Linked DNA regions of Homo sapiens: region 1 is linked to region 2. The links are chromatin contacts, found by Hi-C or POLR2A ChIA-PET in ENCODE. All regions are on one chromosome and are shown on one strand. The core of a region is the stretch at or near the end of the contact, and the rest is flanking DNA. Distances in the headings are between cores, read along the strand shown.

Region 1 (5,192 bases), core at 2,030-4,529, 69 kb after region 2:
GAGGTGGTGATGTCTCCAAAAATGCAGTACTGTGGGAATCAGTGGGCGCCTGCTCTTTTGGACAAATGTGTGTATGTGTAAAATTCTGTCTACGGAGAGAGGGAGAGAGAGAAACAGTGGGTGGTCCTTGGTTCCACTGAAAAAGACAATCTGTTTTTTCCCCATCAGCCTTTATCTTCTACAACCACACTCATGGCCGGGAAATGCTGGACATCTTTGTGCACCAGCTGCTGGTTTTGGTCGTCTTTCTGACAGGCCTCGTTGCCTTCCTAGAGTTCCTTGTTCGGAACAATGTACTTCTGGAGCTATTGCGGTCAAGTCTCATTCTGCTTCAGGGGAGCTGGTTCTTTCAGGTGAGTTGGGGCCTCTAGTTAATGTACCTGGACTCTTTGCCTGTAACTTCTCTGTTTATTTGATGAGGCAGTTTGCTCCCGGAGACTTCCCTCCAACATACTGCCTGTAGTAAGATCATGGGCCTCTGAGAAGTGATGTTTCTTTGAGTGTCCCAATAGCCCTGATGGGAGAATTGTCAGAGCAGCTGGGAAGTGGTGCGTGCACATCTTCATCACACCTGGACATCCATTATGTAGGAACTCTGAGCCGATGCTTTTAGTTAGAAGCAGCTTCTGACACTAAAGCAGCTTATAGCATAATAAGCTTAAGAAATATATAGAAGGCAGAAAAGAGAGCAAACTGTTATTTATTGAGAAATAACTATGTGTTGGCTACTGTACCAAACTTTTATATATACATTGTTTTATTTTTTCCTTGCAACAGCCTGGAATTCAGGCATTATCATCATCAATTTACAGATAGGAAGACTCAGAGAGACCAAGTCTCATACAATAACAGAGCTAGGATCTAAATTTGGATTCATCTGACCCGAGGCCGCAGGCTTTTTCCATTTTAAGCTGTTAACTCTTTAACCTTGATGAATTGTTGAAAACATGAATTCCAATCAGTAAACACACACTTTATAGAGACTGATGAATCATAATCCAACATGCATACATATCTGTAAACAAAGTCTAGGATGGAAGGTGAATTTTGGTTTAATCAGGGAAGACTTCTTAGAAGAGATTTTTAGTCACCAGAGAACACAGATTTGGGATAATGAGGTTATTTTAGAGATTTGTATTGCACATGAGGAGTGATAAAAAGCATTGGTAGGTGAGGGGGAGAGAAACATCATGGTCAAATGGGATAGAAAAGATGCAATATTTAAGCATGTAAGAAAGCGGAAAGGCTGTTGGAGCAAAGGCTAGTAAAGAGGGGCTAGATCCAAGGGTTATTTTAATGGAAAAACTTCATAGAAAAAAGCTAACAAATACTCTATAATGTGATAAAGCTGATAATTGGTGAATTTAATTATATAAAATATTATATAAAATCTATATCTCTTGCTTGGAATGTTTTACTATATACACGTATTCCTATTCAAAAATAAAAATAGACGGAAAACATTTTAAAAGAGATGACTTCTGGTTAAGATGACTTCTGGTCAAGATGACACAGTTTATCTCCAGTGTATCTTGTGTGCTCCTGACACATAGCAATGACAGATAAAATAAAATAAAATAAAATAAAAACCTAGAAAATTGGAAATAAATTTTCAAAAATAAATTTAAACAATAAAGTAGAAAACACTAACTGCAATGAAGCAAAACAAACAAAAACAGGCCAAAGAAACTTGTGGGCTGGATGTAGAACAGAAATGTAGAGCAAGAGTCGAGCTGAGCCTGCAGGCCCAGAGCAGACGGTGATGGTTGGTTTTTTGGCTCCAGTGGAACTAAAAGAAAGTAAAAGGACTCCTTTCAAGGTGGAGGATGAAACCAGGCTTTTGGGACTCTTTGATTGTGTTTTTTTATATATTCTATATTCCTAATGGTTTTTCATCTGATTGATCTCTCACTTTCTAATAGAAGTCTGTTGAAGTTTTATATTACAGGTCTGGATTTGTCCATTTCTTCTTATGTTCATTTTTTGCTTTGTTGTAAGGCTGTTTTCTGCTTCTCTCTCTCTCTCTTTTTTTTTTTTTGAGTTAGATGCTGATCTCATTTATTTTCAGTCTTTCTTGTTTTAAAATAAATGCATTTAAACAAATACATTTGTCTGCACACTGCTAGAGCTGCCTTCTGTAAGATTTGATGTGTTAGTTTGTAGTTTTTTTGATGTGTTGATGTAGTTTTCACTGTTGGGTAATTTTGAATGTTATTTCCATGTGCTTCTCTCTTTAATTTATGAGTTATTTAGGAGTACACTTTTAAGTTTCCAAAAATATTCTTTTTTTCTTATTATTTATTTCTAATGTAATTGTTTTACGGTCAGGGAATGTATTCTCTTTGTAATGTGTTGAGACTTCCTTTGGAATACGGCCCAGTGTCAGTGGTTGTAAATGATCCATGTAGTCAAAGGAAAGTATATCCTCTGTTTGGTTTAGGAGTCCTCATATATTTACTAGATCAAGTTTGTTAAAAAGCGAAATATTCAAATAAAGAAAGGCAGGACAAGAGGGGAAACCCCAAGAGAGCGGAATTATAAACATAAGAGCAGAATTAATGAAATTAATTAGTGTTCAGTTAATAATGACTAATTAATGTCTAGGATCTGAAGGAGGAAGCTGTGGGTTATACCTCAACTGGGAATAGGTTGGCTTAGTGTTGCCCCTTTTGGCAGATAAATGTTTTCATATTTCCCCCAAAAGCTTTTCTAAGGAAGAGATTAATGTCTTTGGGCATAAATCCGTGATTATTTAGAAAATTTTTCATCTACCAATATGTCTAGACTAGACTGTTTCCTTCTTCCTGGTGGTCAGCCTAAATAATGTCCGCAGCTTTAAAGAAAAATGAACATTTAATACCAGCGCAAACACACACACTGGCAGGAAATGAAGGTTTAGCCATAGTGACATTCCCACTACTGCACCCCTCTGAAACAAAACTGTCTAGAAACTTAGGTGAATATATTATGCTTCCAGTCGGTAAGTGTGGCATATGAATGTTTACAGCAAAACGCTGTCTTAAGCTAACAATATTATGTCGTGACTTGCTTTTCACCATATTACCATATTTTTTTCTCACTACTTCTCCATAAATGGTTAATATGTTAATACTTGTGCATGAACTGTGTATAGAGGGATTAGATAAAACATCCACCTAGACTCTTGGAACCGTAAGTATGGAGATGTGAATTGAAGGAAACCAATACTCAGATTGGCCACTTTTTTATCACACACATATAAATGATTGGGTAATACGTAAATGGAGAGGGAATTTCCCTTCCAACTTATTAGCAATGCTTTCTTTCCTGAACCACATCACAGTCAAAAATGCTTTCTCAATAACCTAGCCACATCATGCAATTTAAAAAAGAAAAAAAAATCCTGCAAGCCCCTTTATACTATGAATCATGTTTTCCCTGTGTCTCTGTGTGGGAGAATATTTCAAAAGCTCCCTTTGCAACTTCTCATTCCCAAGCTCCCTCCAGTCATCCTCACCGCCCAGGTGCAGGGACAATCAGGGAATGAGGAAGGTGCTCCTGCTGTCTTTGCTTCTTGTTTTTTAGGACAGTTGCTTCCACTGCATCTCCCAGCTCCACTAGTCCCCCCAGAGATTCCTCCCATCACTGCACAGATCCTGAGCCCAAACGAAAGCTCAGCCTTTGTTTTGCCTTTATGAAGGACGAAAGTTCATTTTTAAATGACAAAAAGGCCCAACTAAGCAGTAATGGTTTGAGGTCTGATGCGGCAGCAGATCAAACATTTGCTTAGGCTTTTAGTGTTGAAATAAATGATTGGATAATCAGATAACAACAGGAAATTCAGACTTCGTTATAGGAAATTGGCCCCAGGCTTATTGCCTATTAGAGAAGATAATTATTTAAATTTGAAATGTGATACTAATGAAGCTTAAACTAGTCGAAACCAGATGTTCAGGAATGGCATACAAGTTACAGCAAGAAAAACTTTTTTTTTTTGCAGATTGAGGTTTTTTTTTGGAATTTTATATAAGGAAATAAATTAAGACGACAAATAAAAGTGTGGTTTCTGTATTTAAAGGAGGATTTAATGAGTTGTGGCAGTTTCTAGCCTTAGTTTGGGCTTTCAGCTTTCCTAATTTATTCGTGTTTGGCCTAGAATGACTATGGAATGTTTCTATGGCTTTCACTGTAGTCACATCAGTTAACTCTGTTCAGTGGCCTCAGTCAAATCTTTAGCTTTCAGCATTAGGCTCTGGGGCTGCTAAAGAGATTGGCGACGGGAGGGGCTCCAAGTTTCTCTTCTCCTGATGTAAACAGCAAAAAGTTTGGTAGAATTAATGATGCCTAATGGAGGTGACTTGAGATTTTATTTTGGAGGCTTCAAAAAGCAATTATGAATGTGGCATGCAGTGACAAGTCCCTGGGCCTGCAGTTTAGACCAACCTGAATCTGTATGCTAGCTTTACCACACTAACTATATGAATCACCATAGATAATATGTTCTGTGCCATTAGGCTTACTACCCCAACTGTAAAATAGAAATATTAATAATATCTCATGGGGTTATTGGGAAAAATATATGCTATAACTTGACAATGCATGCTGTCCTGGGGAGAGGGCTGCTAATTTCAGAGGAAGGGGAGCAGAGGAAGCTTCCAGAAGAAGGTGAAAGATGGAAGAGAGTCACCAATGTGTCTAGGCTTAAGGTTTAGGGCAAGTGATACCCTTTTGCTTATTTTGAACTCAACTGTTGTATTAGTTTCCTAGGGCTGTAGTAACAGATCCCTACAAATTGGGTGACTTACAAGAGAAATTTATTCTTTTACTCTTCTGGAGACCAGAAATCTGAAATCAAGGTGTTGGCAGGGTTGGTTTTTTCTTGGGGTCCAGAGGGAGAATCTGTCCCATGCTGATCTCCTAGCCAACTGCCAGCCATCCTTGGCATTCCTTGGCTTGTGGCAGCAAGACTTCATTCTCTGCCTTTATTATCACAAGATATTCTTCCTGTATTTCTTTGTTTTCCTATGTCTTCACATGGCCTTCTTATAAGGATGCCAGTCTTTGGGTTTAGAGCCAACTCTAATCCAGTATGACTTCACCTTAACTTGATTACCTCTGCAAATACTCTGTTTCCAAATACAATCACATTCAGAGATACTGGGAGTTAGGATTTCAGCATATTGGCAGACACAATTTAACCCACTACAAATGCT
Region 2 (5,397 bases), core at 2,892-5,391:
TCAAATTGTGGTAAGAACTATCGGATGGGGTGGCAGAACCACAGTCAGTAAAATTTAAGGTGCTTGCAACAGTTTGGGAGAGCGTCATTAAGGCATTTTCTCTGGGGAGGAAGGCTCTAAGGCAGTTCTGAAAGACAAAGTATCACTAATGTCCCTCTTTCCTCTGTATATCACAGGGTCTAATGTGTATCTTCCTCATGTGCCAGGCTTGTTGCTTTCCTTTCACCCCAGTCGTCCCCTATTCACACCAAGCCCTTTTGTCCAGAGGGCCAGGTGCAGGAAGGATAGTACATTTTGATAAGTTTATAGAGATCCCTTATGTCCACTCCTTGGGCCCACACAGGATACTATAGGAGGACTCGGTGAGCAGTGTACTCAACTCAACTCTTAAGTGTTCATTACCTTTATGATCTAGGACAAGGTCTGTCCAACAAGAGATTGCAGGTGGCTGAACCAGAATTAAGTTTGAATCCCCTAGCCTTTTGTCCAGCCTAACTCTGAAGGTCACACCAACCCAGCTGGCCTAGTGTTACCATTAAGAGAAAGAATGAAACATCATGCCCAAGAATGGTCAGGTCAGGATCCCAAATTTTCCTAACTCTCTGCTTCTTTCATCTGGAACATGACCCAGGAAGCAGCTGAGCAAGATGATCCCTTTCTGGAGAGAGTTACATCCAGTGACCAAACTAAATTGTGGTGGTCAGGAGGAGGTGAGGGAGATAGAGTCAGAAGTATTTTTTTAAACTTTTTCTTTCGAGCTAATTGTAGATGCACATGCAAGTTGTAAGAAATAATACAGAGAAAGCCTGTGTACTCATCACCCAGTTTCCCCCAATGGTAACATTCTGCAGAATTACATTATCTCAATATCTCAACAATATCCCATGGATACAGTCAAGCTATTAATAAAAATTTCCATCACCACAAAGATCCCTCATGTTGTTCTTTCATAGCCAAGCCTACTTGCCTCCTACTCCACCATCTCCTTAATACCTGGCAACCACTTATCTGCTCTTTATTTGTATAATTTTGTAACTTGAAGGATGTTGCACAAATAGAATTACAAAGTATGTATGGAAAGCATCCAGTCTTTCACATTCAGTATAAGGTCAGCTGTAGGTACTTTGGTAGGTGTTCTTTATCAAGTGTGGAAATTCCCTTCTATTCTTCTTTTTCTGAGCGTTTTTATGGTGCTGAATTTTGTCAAGTGCTTGTTCTACATTGATTGATATATTCATGCGATTTTTCTTTTCTTTAGCTTGTTCATATCAGGAATTGCATTGATCGACATTTGTTTTTTTTTTTTTTTTTGAGACAGAGTTTCACTCTGTTGCCCCATCTAGAGTGCAGTGGCAACTGCAGTCTCAACCCCCCAGGCTCAGGTGATCCTCCCACCTCAGTCCCACCTGTACCTGAGACTACAGGTGTGTGACACCATGCTGGGCTAATTTTCATATTTTGTGTAGAGATGGGGTTGTGTCCTGTTGCCCAGGCTGGTCTCAAACTTCTGGGCTCAAAGGATTCGCTGGACTTGGTCTCCCAAAGTGCTGGGATTACAGGCATGAGGCACCACGCCTGGGTTGATTGACTTTAGAATTTTGATTTTGCATCCCTGAAAAAAACTCCACTATGTTGTGGTGTATAATTATTTTTATATATTGCTGAATTCTGTTTGGTAATACGTTGTTAAAGATTTCTGCATCTTCACCTTGTTACAGCCTGGAAAAGGCGGGAGTCTAGGATTTCTACTCAGCCTCTGTTCATGTAGGAGTGAGTGGGGCCAGGGTTTTTCCTGTGGTGTTTGGCTGAAGTAGAGCCATTACTGCCTAAAAGTTTTTCTGTCTTTCTAGGCTTCCCATTTCCTGGTCCTTGACTAGAGAGAGCAGGGTTCGTTGAGACTTTTTTGTCTGTGCCTGTTGTCATTTTTGGGTTGCTGGCTTCTTCAGCTCCAAGTTTGGGGCAAAGAAACAACAGAAAGCAAGCCCAGGGAACTCAGCATCATGTCATTCCTTGGGTTCTGAGATTTCTAGCTCATCTGTCTTCTTCTCTCAACCTCTTGGAGTTTCCAATGTTGGAAAATATATGAAGTCCAGGATTTTTTGTTGTGCTTAGCAGGAGAAATGGAATACTGATGTCCACTCCATCTTCCTGAGAGCAGAAGGATTCTTTTTTTTTTTTTTTTTTTTTTTTTTTAGTGATTTTTGGTCAATATCAGATGCCTGTTGATGGTAATGAGTGTGGAGGGTTAATCAATACCTTGACTATCAGCCCACTGTTGAGCGGCTTCTGTGATAAAAAGTGCAGCATTGTGAGATTACAAATGATTCAGAAAGCTGAACACATGACACATTACTTTCAAGGGCTACATTCAAATGTTGCTCCTTTGTGGGTTTCCTTGACTGCCAGAAGGATTGGAGTGTTGTGGTTGCACTCATGTAGTGCCACTTTACTTGCTGAGCAGGCTCCTGCATTTGTGGGGGTCTTACAGAGTTATGATAACATTGCAGTCAGGTCCATTGAAATTGAGGTGTCTGACTATCCAATTGTGGCAGACAGACTTGTAGGTGGCCCCTGTGATCTCTATTCTCTGGCTTTTCAGAACCGTGGATGGCCATTGGGAGCCTAAGAGCAGTCTTTCGGAGCTAAGGGCAGCCTCTAGCTCACATCTAGAAAGAAACTGGGGAGTCAGTCCTAGAGCTGCAAAGAAATGAATTCTGTCAATGACCTGAGAAAGCTTGGAAATGATTCTTCTCCAGTAGAGCCTGCAGATGACAATGCAGCCCGGCTGACACCTTGATTGCACCCTTGTGAGAGCATAAGCAGAGGATCTAGTTTGGCCATGCCTGGACTTCCAACCTTCAGAAACTGTGCAGTGATATACATGTGTTGTACAAAGCACTAAGTTTGTGGGAATCTGTTGCGCAGCAATAGATGACAAATACACCAACAAACAAGACATTATCATTGTAGTGAAAGCTTTGGACACTCATAATAAATTCTGACCCCTGCAGGGATGGCAAATTGCAGATGAGTTTATGTATCTATGATGGAGTGCTGCAAACATATGTTTGGAGACATCTGTGGTAGGCTGGGATAGGTGCTGGGTCTTGGAGATTATTTTAATATCTATTTTATAAGGTAGTTGTAAGAATTAAATGTGATAATGCAGGTAAAAACTGTTTAATGCGGGGTCTGGTGCCTTCCCTGGCGTGCAGCCCAGTGAGTGTGGCTCTTGCCCACTTAATATTTCAATGAGGGAACGGTTCTGTCAATATGCACAAATTATAATGGCAATTGATTTGCAGATCTCTTCTTTCCTCCTCTCCTTCTAACTCACTAATCAAAAAACTGGTTAACCCTCCAACTGCTTTCCCAAGTTCAAAGCAACGTTTGGCGCAGTCCTTTCTCAATTCTCACACAACAAAGCAGTATTTCTCGGTTCCCTACAACGACCATCACTCAATACAAAAAACCAAGCAGGTCTGCCAAACCACTCTCATACCCAGTCCTGGTCATCTCCGCAGGAACAACTTCAATTCTGGTTAATAAGGACTTCAACGAAGGGTTCATTAAGGTTTTCCCTCCACCGAAAGAAAGAATACCGTCCCCAGGGAGCAGGCTCTTGGGCCCTATTATTTGCTCCCTGGAGAAAGTGAAGAGAGAGGAATCCCAAGGCGTGGCCTGAACGCCCTTTGGGGGCGTGGGCAGCCCGGAGCCCCAGCCTCTTCCACTCCAAGCACCAGGCGCGTCTTATTTTCAGCCCCCAAACGGCTACAAATCATCCGCCTTATTTTCAGCCTCCAAACGGCTACAAATCATCCTGTTTAAACAAAGCGGTCTGTCTAAAAGGAGGGGCATAACAGGGCCGGGGCAGGGGCAAGACCTGGGAGTAGGCAACCTCCCTCTCTGCCCCGAGCCGTCCCGGCCGCGCAGCCGCCGAGTGCCACATCAGCGACGGCGCTGCACTTCCACATTCCCTTAGGATGCAGCCAGCGGGCCTGAGAGAGGGGCGGGCCCGAGGCCCTCCGGAGTGGCGGGCCGCCCGGCCAATCGGCAGCAAGTGAAGAGCTGCGGCCACCAATGAGCTGGGGCTTGTGCCAGCCGCGGCCGCCGAGGCCCGTGCCCCGCGGGGGGAACAGATGAAGCACATCTGGACAGCTGTGCGGCCTCCTCGCGGGCCGACGTCAGCCGAGCACGTCCCCCACGTCCTCTCCTTCTCGCCACTTATTATTTATTCGTTTTCCCAAAGAAGCGACTAGGGACCCAAGTTTAAAAATTCCTCCCCCCACCCAATGCGAGACGTGGCCAGATCCCATCCAACACACGGTTTAATTTTCATGGGGCTCTGGGATCAAAAGAACAGAAACAGCAACAACAAAAGCCCAGCCGCTGTCTGATTTTAAGCTGGCAAAGTGGGAAAAATAAAGTGTTGAGTAAACAGACCAAGTTGGGTAAGTTTTGGATACGTGCTGGATATCATATTTCTCTTGCCGTGATCTCTATCCTGTGTCTTTTTACTGTTCTCACCAGCTTTCTCTTCATCAAGGGGAGAAAAGTAACACTTGCTGCGACAAACTGGACCCTTCGCTCCCTTCTCTTCCGTTTCACTAACATTTTAATTTAATTTTTTTGGTTTGCTATTCTTTTTTTTTTTTTTTTTTTTTTGGTGAGCTAGTTTTAAATATCCTGGGAGCAGCAATGTGACTGATATTCTGTTGTAAACCTCTAACTCCAAAATTGAATCTATTGATAAATTTATTTCTCTATTTTCTTTCTGTGAAAATACTGTGGGTATTTGTAAAGCCAAAATCGTTTTTTATCCCCAACTCTGGGACTGTTTTGATGGGAGATTGAGAAAATTATCTGATCTTTTCAGAATTAACACGTTTGCTTCTGTTAATAGGATGTCTAATATAAATTACGTAAAACCTGGGTTATGCAGGTAGTTGCTGGATTTTTCACTTAAATCTGGAGGTAGTTGCAAGCCAAATATATATCTTTTCGGTATTCTCCTATCCATAGTGGGAGACCTGAATTCCTTTATAATTGTTAAAAACAAACAAACATGTGACAGACCACTTGTGTGTTCATAAACTTATAATTGTATATATATACTATATAGTATATATGCACTATATAGTATGGTATATATACTATATACATGCTATGTATACACTATGCTATATGGTGTATATGCTCTATGTATGCTATATAGTATACTCTATATACGCTATATATTTTGTTGTTGTTGTAGTTTGTTTGTTTGTTTTTGAGACAGAGTCTCACTCTTGTCGCCAAGGCTGGAGTGCAATGGCACGATCTCGGCTTACTGGAACCTCTGCCTCCCGGGTTCAAGTGATTCTCCTGACTCAGCCTCCCAAGTAGCTGGGATTACAG

Evidence for each region. A loop is a pair of places that touch in the nucleus more often than their neighbours do. ChIA-PET counts read pairs that join two places held with the same protein, here RNA polymerase II (POLR2A). Pooled maps may share reads with other maps.
Region 1: a map of mammary epithelial cell shows a loop between it and region 2 (2.2-fold over the local background). The contact joins the enhancer-like site here to the promoter of TMEM45A in region 2. A Hi-C loop is called at or near these places in 3 of 168 maps with a recorded cell type or tissue (MCF 10A, PC-3 and mammary epithelial cell), 1 of 37 single-sample maps with no recorded cell type and 1 of 50 pooled maps. POLR2A ChIA-PET finds 5 or more read pairs at or near these places in 9 of 52 experiments (AG04450, GM12878, IMR-90 and 5 more).

Annotation. Positions count from the first base shown.
Region 1 is chr3:100,558,237-100,563,428 of GRCh38, forward strand. It overlaps TMEM45A (transmembrane protein 45A), which reads left to right. Exons shown (of 6, transcript NM_018004.3): 4 at 169-353. Among named protein-coding and RNA genes, the nearest start is that of ADGRG7, 49 kb to the right of the region's middle. RefSeq lists an enhancer at 3,390-4,254. Within about 2 kb of position 3,280, at least 2 of the 41 ENCODE cell types and tissues checked have a DNase peak (open chromatin) inside an H3K27ac peak, as active enhancers do; they include mammary epithelial cell, where a contact is called at or near this core.
Region 2 is chr3:100,488,478-100,493,874 of GRCh38, forward strand. It overlaps TMEM45A (transmembrane protein 45A), which reads left to right and starts at 4,142. Exons shown (of 6, transcript NM_018004.3): 1 at 4,142-4,451. RefSeq lists a silencer at 3,860-4,159.